2 separate regions of the Homo sapiens genome follow, and region 1 is linked to region 2. A link is a loop called in an ENCODE intact Hi-C map of the cell type or tissue named here. Cell type or tissue: B cell. All regions are shown on one strand. Each heading gives the region's core, and the rest is flanking DNA. Links, peaks and the distances in the headings are about the cores only.

Region 1 (4,391 bases), core at 250-4,249, 63 kb before region 2:
GCCACTGCGCCCAGCCAATTTTTGTATTTTTAATAGAGACAGGGTTTCACCATGTTTGCCAGGCTAGTCTCGAACTCCTGACCTGAGGTGAGCCATCTGCCTCACCCTCTCAAAGTGCTGGGATTACAGGCGTGTGCCACTGTGCCTGGCCTGAAATATCTGTTTTGAGACAGGATCTCACTTTGTCACCCAGGCTGGAGTGCAGTGATGCGATCTCGGCTCACTGCAACCTCCACCTCCCGGGTTCACATGATTCTCTTGCCTCAGCCTCCCGAGTAGCTGGGATTACAGGTGCATGCCATCTCACTAACTTTTTATTTTTTATTTTTGTAGAGACGGGGTTTCACCATGTTGGCCAGGCTGGTCTTGAACTCCTGATCTCAAGTGATCTGCCTGCTTCAGCCTCCCAAAGTGCTGGGATTACAGGTATGAGCCACCGCACCTGGCCTAAAAGCTTCTCAGATGATTCTGATCTGCATCCCTTAGGTGCAAGCACTTAAGGTCCTAGCCGTTTGCTTATACGGTGGTTGATGATTTAGAAGGTACAAGGAATGGAGGCCATGGCTGATGTGTCAGTGTGTTTTAGACACGGGAATGTAGTGAACTCTATGCAAATTTTGCAGAATAAAGGCGGGTGGTGTCCTGTGTTTCCCAGTGGTCAGGAAGCAGAGCGTTCTCTAGAACTTAATTGACGCATTTCACCAGGCACCAGGTGGAAAGGTCCAGTACGGGGGATGAAACGTGACATCTTAGGATACTCCCTCCTGTACCATGATGGTGTGATGGTCACAGGCATGGAGAGGGCCCAGAGAGGGTATAGTAGCCTTTAGGACCATTGCTGTCTATCCTTATCCAGTGTACCTATAACTCAAGAACTGATGAATTTGGGAGACAATCTCTAGACCACAGGGCCACCAAAAGTTCCATGGGCCCATGTTTAGGATTTTGAAGGACGCCCAGTGGCATACTGAGTAGTGTCCTCCCCAGTCCCAGCACTGATGCGCAGTTTCCTACTGCCAGGACATTGATGGCTATACTGGTGGAGGAGGAACCTGTGCATTTTTCTTATTTTTTTATTTTTTAGATGGAGTCTCACTCTGTTGCCAGGCTGGAGTGCAGTGGCGCGATCTTGGCTCACTGCAACCTCTGCCTCCCAGGTTCAAGCAATTCTCTTGCCTCAGCCTCCTGAGTAGCTGGGTCTACAGGTGCATGCCACCATGCCCAGCTAATTTTTGTATTTTTAGTAGGGACAGGGTTTCACCATGTTGGTCAGGCTGGTCTCGATCTCTTGACCTCGTGATCTGCCTGCCTTGGCCTCCCAAAGTGCTGGGATTACAGGTGTGAGCCACCGCACCCAGCCGATCCTGTGCATTTTTTTAGCTTTGAGCAGGCTTGGATCTCAGCCAACTGGATGATGGCCTTGCAGAACTGTTTAGACTCACAGCAACAGAGCCGGCATGCCTGCAGAGTTCCCAGGCCACGGTGCTTTGGATGCGGGACTTCTCTGCCATCCCCTGCCATTGTGGTCTTGCTGGCAGGATATCTACCAAACAGTTTAGGCTGCTCAGCTCACAAATACGGGAAGCAAACTCTTTGAAGACTGCGAGGAGGCATGAGCTGAACCAAGTGTGCTCCAAGCACTCCTAGCTGTCAGGTAATGGGGAATGCCCCCCTTGAAGGCCACTTAGATCACTAGCAATGCTGTCTTCTTCACCATGAGGTCACTGACGTTAATCATCCAGTTTTCTTGCTGTGGAGTCACAGGAGAGTAAGTCATTTAGGCTGAAGACTTTTTTGTGTGTCCTTCTCCTGCCAGCTTGAGAAAGCTAGGGACTTCTTTTTTGTTTTTTGAGGCGGACTCTCGCTCTGTCGCCCAGGCTGGAGTGCAGTGGCGTGATCTCAGCTCACTGCAAGCTCTGCCTCCCGGGTTCACGCCATTCTCCTGCCTCAGCCTCCCAAGTAGCTGGGACTACAGGCGCTCGCCACCACGCCCGGCTAATTTTTGTACTTTTAATAGAGACAGGGTTTCACCATGTTAGCCAGGATGGTCTCAATCTCCTGACCTCGTGATCCGCCCGCCTCTGCCTCCCAAAGTGCTGGGATTACAGGCGTGAGCCACTGCTCCCCGGCCAGGCTGGGGACTTCTTGATACAAGCTGGATGAGCTTGCCTTGAGGATATGAGGCTAGGCTGACTTTAGGGAAGTCAGTTTTTGGAAAGAGTTCTCAATCTCTGAAACAAAGCACACAGTGAAGCTGGTAGCAAAGAAATCCATTTTTGTTTGTTTTTTTTTTAGAGACATCGTCTCATTCTGTCACCCGGGCTGGAATACAGTGCTTGATCATAGCTCAGTATAACCCTGAAGTCCTGGGCTCAAGTGATCCTCCTCCTTCAGCCTCCCCAGTAGCTGGGACCACAGGTGTGCACCACCACGTCCAGCTAATTTTTTTATTTCTATAGAAACAGGGTCTCGCTGTGTTGCTCAGGCTGGCCTCAAACTCCTGGGCTCAAGTGATCCTCCCGCCTTGGCCTCCCAAAGTGCTGGGATTACAGGCATGCGCCATTGCACCCGGCGAATCCTAGATTCTAGAATTGCTTGGGGTAAGGGGTCTCCTAATCCAGGAACCCAGACCCTTTGCTCTGCTTGAGAACGCACTGTCTGAACTGAACATAACCCACGTCAGTCCGGCTCACAAAACTACACTTATGGGGATTGGCCTGGAGGTGGCGCCCCTGTTGTTGGTCTAGAAATGCTGGCCAGAGGCTCAGGCCAGTCTGGCAAATGGATAAGAACATCACCCAATGGAAGAGGATGTCACAGCTCAGAAGGCTGGGCTGCACGCTTTATCAGCCCCTGGAAGAGAGCAGGGGCACTGCCCAAGCCTGAAAACATTGCACTTCCTTAAACTGCTCAACACTTATCTTGACATCTGTGGGTTTTTTTGTTTGTTTGTTTTTTGTTTTTAGATATGTCTCACTCTGTCACCCAGGCTGGAATACAGTGGCACGATCTCTGTTCACTGCAACCTCCACCTCCTGGGTTCAATCGATTCTCCTGTCTTGGCCTCCCAAGTAGCTGGGATTACAGGCATCCACCACCATGCCCGGCTAATTTTTGTATTTTTAGTAGAGACGGGGTTTCACCATGTTGGCCAGGCTGGGCTCGAACTCCTGACCTCAAATGATCCACCTGCCTCGGCCTCCCAAAGTGCTGGGATTACAGGCGTGAGCCACCATGCCCAGCCTTGACATCTGTTTTTAACTTCCATTCCCAGGTCCAGAGTGATCTGGGTTTTAAATATTACACCTTGATGTCTTAATAAAACTTCCAAATCCAGCCTTCCCAAAAAATTATTCCATGACACAGCTTAAACACTCTTCTGATCAAAATGTACTGAGTGTTTTTTAGGGCAAAGATACATGTGACATCTTTGGTGGGTTGGTTTGTTTGAGGCAGGATCTCTGTTACCAAGGCTGGAGTGCAGTGGTGCAATCTAGGCTCACTGCAACCTCTGCCTCCTGGGCCCGAACCATCCTCCCACCTCAGCTTCCCAAGCAACTGGGACTACAGGTGCGTGCCTGGCTAATTTTTGTATTTTTTGTAGAGACGGGATTTTACCATATTGCCCAGGCTGGTCTCGACCTCCTGGTCTCAAGTGATCCACCCGCCTTGGCCTCCCAAAGAGTTGGGCTTACAGGCATGAGCCACCACGCCTGGCCACATCTGATATCTTTAATAAAAAGACTCCAAGCAGGGCGGGCCTGAGATGGAAGAATCGCTTGAACCCGGGAGACAGAGGTTGCTGTGAGCCGAGATCGCGCCATTGCAATCTAGCCTGGGTGACAAGAGCAAAACTCTGTCTCAAAAAAAAAAAAAAAAAAAGACTGCAAGCAGGCTAGATTGAAGGGCTGGTCATACTTTCATCACCCCATGTCCCGCAGCCTGGCCAGTTTCACCCCATAGTTATGTTGAGCACCTCCTAGCGGAGGGGTCAGGTAAGTCAGGTAGCTGCAGGTGGTCTGAGAGATTCCATTCATTCATTTCTGGGCCACTGATCTGGCCAAGGGATTCAATCTATGTAAACGGGTTGAGGCATGTCTGCAAGACTGCCTTCTGTTCCTTGCCTCTGTGATCTGGGTCTGCTTTTCTGAACACGAAGGAGTCAGACAATCAGCAAAGCAAGGCGCAGTCCTGGGGAGTGACTGCTATAAGACTACAGTAGCCCTGGCTGAGGTCAGAGCCTATAGAATTTGGTCCAGCCTGGCCATACCTGTTTGTAAGGGCAATCTACTGTATGTACGTGGATGTGTGTTTTCCCAGGACAAGGCAAAGAAGATCCATTCCTTCCAGCCTCAATCTGTATTAGTCAGGGTTCTCCAGGGAGACAGATT
Region 2 (4,391 bases), core at 102-4,101:
ATTAGCATGTTTTTCTGTCACTCTCCATTCTAAATATAATTACGTGAACACAGCATTATATTTCATTTTTTTGCAGAGACAGAGTCTCACTATGTTGCCAGGCTGGTCTCGAACTCCTGGGCTCAAGTGATCCTCCAGCCTTGGCCTCCCAAAGCGCTAGGATTACAACAGGCGTGGACCACCACACGCCTTTAAACAGCATTTTAAAAATCTGTATTCATTTTCCGAATCAACTAAACTATGCTTTTAAATCTATACAGCTTTCTACTCCCCATTCTAGGTACAAACCACATATTAACTTACTGACTTCCCGTGCCTGAATTCCTTCTGTCCACGTTCAGTTCTGTATGTCCAGCAGACTCCTGGACCTGTCCGCAAGGCAGGCACCTCAAACGTGTTTAAAACCAAACTCATCGTTTCCCCCCATTACCTACTCTTCATCCAGCGTTCTCATCTTAGTAAATGGAATTACTGTCCCACCAGCTGCTCAAGCTAGAAATATGAGAATAAACTTTTTCCTTTATTGTTTGCTATGCCTTTAAAATAAATATTGAATCAGTTTCTCTCCATTCCCACTGTCCCTCCGTGATACAAGCCAGTGTCATCTTCATTAGACTAGTCAGTCACCCCTAAAGTAGTGTAACCCCCTACCCCAACCTTCCAAGATTTTTTCTTTTTTTTTTTTTTTTGAGATGGAGTCTCACTCAGGCTGGACTGCAGTGGCCCAGTCTCAGCTCACTGCAACCCCCTGCCTCTTGGATTCAAGCGACTCCCGAGTGGGTGGGATTACGGGCGGCCGCCACCACACCTGGCTAATTTTGTATTTTTAGTAGAGACAGGGTTTCACCATGTTGGCCAGGCTGATATTGAACTCCTGACCTCAGGTGATCAGCCCACCTCAGCCTCCAAATGTGCTGGGATTACAGATGTGAGCCACCATGCCCAGCCATAGCTGGATGATTTTTAAAACAGCAATTTTGATCAAGTCTCCTTTTCCCCTAAGTTGAAAAACCTTTTAATTACAATTACTTCCATTTGCCCTTAACCAAAACTTCAGATTCTTTAGCACAGATCCCTAACTTTGTACATTTAATTATCTTGCTTTCTAACACTTAAGACAACATAAATAAAAAGCAAACCAAAGCACCTAAAAACCTGTTGGCTAACTAGCTCATTCTTGAGGTCTCAGCCTATTTATGCTACTTCCTAGGGATTTCTTTGCCTGCACCCCTTTCTTTCCCTGAACCCCTTTTTCTCTTGCATCGTGAAATACTACTTTTTAAAACACCCATCCTACCAATAGTTTTTTTGTTTTGTTTTGTTTTTTGATACAAGTCTCACTCTGTCGCCCAGGCTGGAGTGCAGTGGCACAACCTTGCTTCACTGCAACCTCCGCCTCCCAGGTTCAAGTGATTCTTCTGCCTCAGCCTCCCAAGTAGCTGGGATTACAGGTGCCTGCCACCACACCCGGCTAATTTTTGTATTTTTAGTAGAGATGGGGTTTCACCATGTTGGCCAGTCTGGTTTTGGACTCCCGACCTCAGGTAATCCACCTGCCTCGGACTCCGAAAGTGCTGGGATTACAGGCGTGAGCCATCGTGCCCGGCCTAGTTACTTGTTTTAAGGTAAATATTATACACTTCATAAGGTGAGGAAAATGATGACAACTATGTATATGATACCCATGAAGTGCTGGTACTACTCTAAACACTTTATATATTTTAATTAATTTAATTCTAACAACAGCATCTTCCAGGATATGTACCGTCACCCTATTTTTCAGATGGAGAGACTGAGGCATAGAGAGTTTTAAGTAATTTATCCAAGATCACACAACTACAAAGTGGTGGGATCGGGATTTGAACCTAGGCATTCTGGCTCCAGAATGTGTGCTCCTAAGCACTACTTGGGCTGCTTGACCAAGAGCTTAGGACCTAGCTTTTGTCTTTAATTGCTGAATTGCTAGTTTTATCAGTTTCCTGCAGCTGCTATAACAAAGTACTATACCAAAAAAAAGTACTATAAAACTGGGTAGTTTAAAACAGTAGAAATTGATTATTTAACAGTTTTGGAGAATAGAAGTCTAAACTCAAAGGTGTCAGCAGGGCCATGCTCCCTCTGCAGGCTCTAGGAAAAAAATCCTTGCTTTTTTTTTTTTTTTTGGCCTTTTCTAGCTTCTAGCACCCCAAGTGTCCTTGGCTTGCTGGCAGCATAATTCCAATCTCCCTGTCACTATCTTTTCAAGGCAGCTTAGGTTTTTTCTATCAAGCACCTAACAGTTCTTCAGCCTCTTCCCATTACCCAGTTCCAAAACCACTTTCACATTTTTGAGTATGTTAGCAGCAGCACCCCACTTCCCGTACCAAAAGTTGGGAGTTTTCCAGGGCCACCATAACAAAGTACCACAAATGGGGTGGCTTGAAAAAATATGAATTTATTGTCTCACAGTCCTGGAGGCCAGAAGTCTGAAATCATGGGTCAGCAGGGTTGGTTTTTCTGGAGACTTTCAAAGAGAATCTGTTCCATGCCTGTCTCCTAGCTTCTGGCAGTCCTTAGCATTTCTTGGTTTACAAACAGACACATCACTCCAGTTGCTGCCTCTATGCTACCTTCTTTTCTTTTTCTTTTCATTTTTTTGAGACACGGAGTCTCTGTTGCCCAGGCTGGAGTGCAGTGGCACGATCTCGGCTCACTGCAACCTCCACCTCCCAGGTTCAAGTGATTCTCCTGCCTCAGCCTCCCAAGTAGCTGGGACTACAGGCACATGCCACCATTCCTGGCCAATTTTTTGTATTTTTAGTAGAGATGGGGTTTCACCATGTTGGCCAGGATGGTCTCCATCTCCTGACCTTGTGATCTGCCCGCCTTGGCCTCTCAAAGTTCTAGAATTACAGGCGTGAGCCACCACGCCCGGCCCATTACCTTCTTTTCTATGTGTCACCTTGGGTCCTCTCCTTTTCTAAGGATACCAGTCATTTGACTTAGGGGCCACCCTAAATCCAGGATGATTTTTATCTCAAGATCCTTAACTTTACATCTGCAAAGACCCTATTTCCAAATAAGATCACATCCTGAGGTTGCAGGTGGACATGAACTTTGGGGACATTATTCAACTCATTTCACTAGTGTTCTTTACTCTTCATTTCTATGGGTTTGTTTAGAAACGAAAGTTGAAACTTACTGTGAGTCATTAACCTTCTACTTAGCTAGCCTAGGTAAAAGTCAAAGAAGCTTTAAAATGTAGACATATAATATGTATGTTTGCTCTTAATTATATTTTTAGCAAACCTTTTCTTGCCAGTCTGTCTTCTCTTTGCCACCCTATGAGTCCTTGAGAATGTGTGCCCAGTGGTAACTTCAGGGAAGCCTGGCCAGTTTGGGTGAGCCTGAGGAACATGGTAGGCCTTGTAAGAACCAGAGCTTCTACAGAACCACATTATAACTCCAAAACCAAATATACATACATAATGTATATTTATGTGGAAAGCTGTTGTCACTTTTACAATGAGGACAAATAATTTTGATTATATAAACTGTATATAGGCCAAGTAACTAAGTATAAAAAAACAACTTTTCAGCCCGGTGCGGTGGCTCGTGCCTGTAATCCCAGCACTTTGGGGAGGTTGAGGCGGGCGGATTGCTTGAGGCCAGACGTTCAAGACTAGCCTGGCCAACATGGCGAAACCCTGTCTCTACTAAAAATACAAAAATTAGCTGGGCGTGGTGGTGTGTGCCTGTAAATCCCAGCTTCTTCAGAGGCTGAGGCATGAGAAGTGCTTGAACCCAGGAGGCAGAGGTTGCAGTGAGCCAAGATTGCGCCACTGCACTCCAGCCTGGGCAACAGAGTGAGACTCCATCACAAAAAAAAAAAAAAAAAAGGAAAAGAAAAAAGTTAAACAAAACAAAACAGACCAAAAAAACCCCCAACTTTTCTTTGAATGGATTAGCAGGTATTCACTGTTTTGCTGCTTTATGCTTTAATGAATTTTTCTTTCTGTGGCTTCAAGAAGAAAAATGTTAGGTCAGTGAATACGGTATAGGTTGAGTATCCCTTATCTAAAATGCTGTGGATCAGAAGTATTATGGGCTTTGGAATATTTGCATTATACTTACCAGTTGATCATTCCTTATTTATTTATTTTTTTGTTTATTTTTGAGACAGAGTCTCGCTCTGTCACCCAGGCTAGAGTGAACTGGCGCGAACTCGGCTCACTCTAGGCTCCACCTCCTGGGTTCACACCATTCTCCTGCCTCAGGCTCCCGGGTAGCTGAGACGACAGGCGCCTGCCACCATGCCCGGCTAATTTTTTTTGTATTTTTAGTAGAGACCGGGTTTCACCGTGTTAACCGGGATGGTCTCGATCTCCTGACCTTGTGATCCGCCCGCCTCA

Evidence for each region. Hi-C counts contacts between places; a loop is a spot of excess contacts. Peaks named below come from ENCODE experiments on the same cell type or tissue, not always from the same donor. Only the 100,000 strongest peaks of a DNase experiment are listed, where the experiment ranks them.
Region 1: it touches region 2 in a loop (6-fold over the local background); 9 of 110 quality-filtered maps call a loop at or near these places.

Annotation. Positions count from the first base shown.
Region 1 is chr17:67,797,860-67,802,250 of GRCh38, forward strand. No RefSeq gene overlaps it. Among named protein-coding and RNA genes, the nearest start is that of BPTF, 25 kb to the right of the region's middle. In B cell, for the core only: a CTCF peak has its summit at 2,721 (motif pointing right); a DNase peak (open chromatin) is centred at 2,782.
Region 2 is chr17:67,860,668-67,865,058 of GRCh38, forward strand. The region is part of intron 2 of BPTF (bromodomain PHD finger transcription factor); the gene reads left to right. Among named protein-coding and RNA genes, the nearest start is that of BPTF, 37 kb to the left of the region's middle. In B cell, for the core only: no CTCF peak of the experiment used is centred there; a DNase peak (open chromatin) is centred at 2,134; H3K27ac peaks cover 285 bases.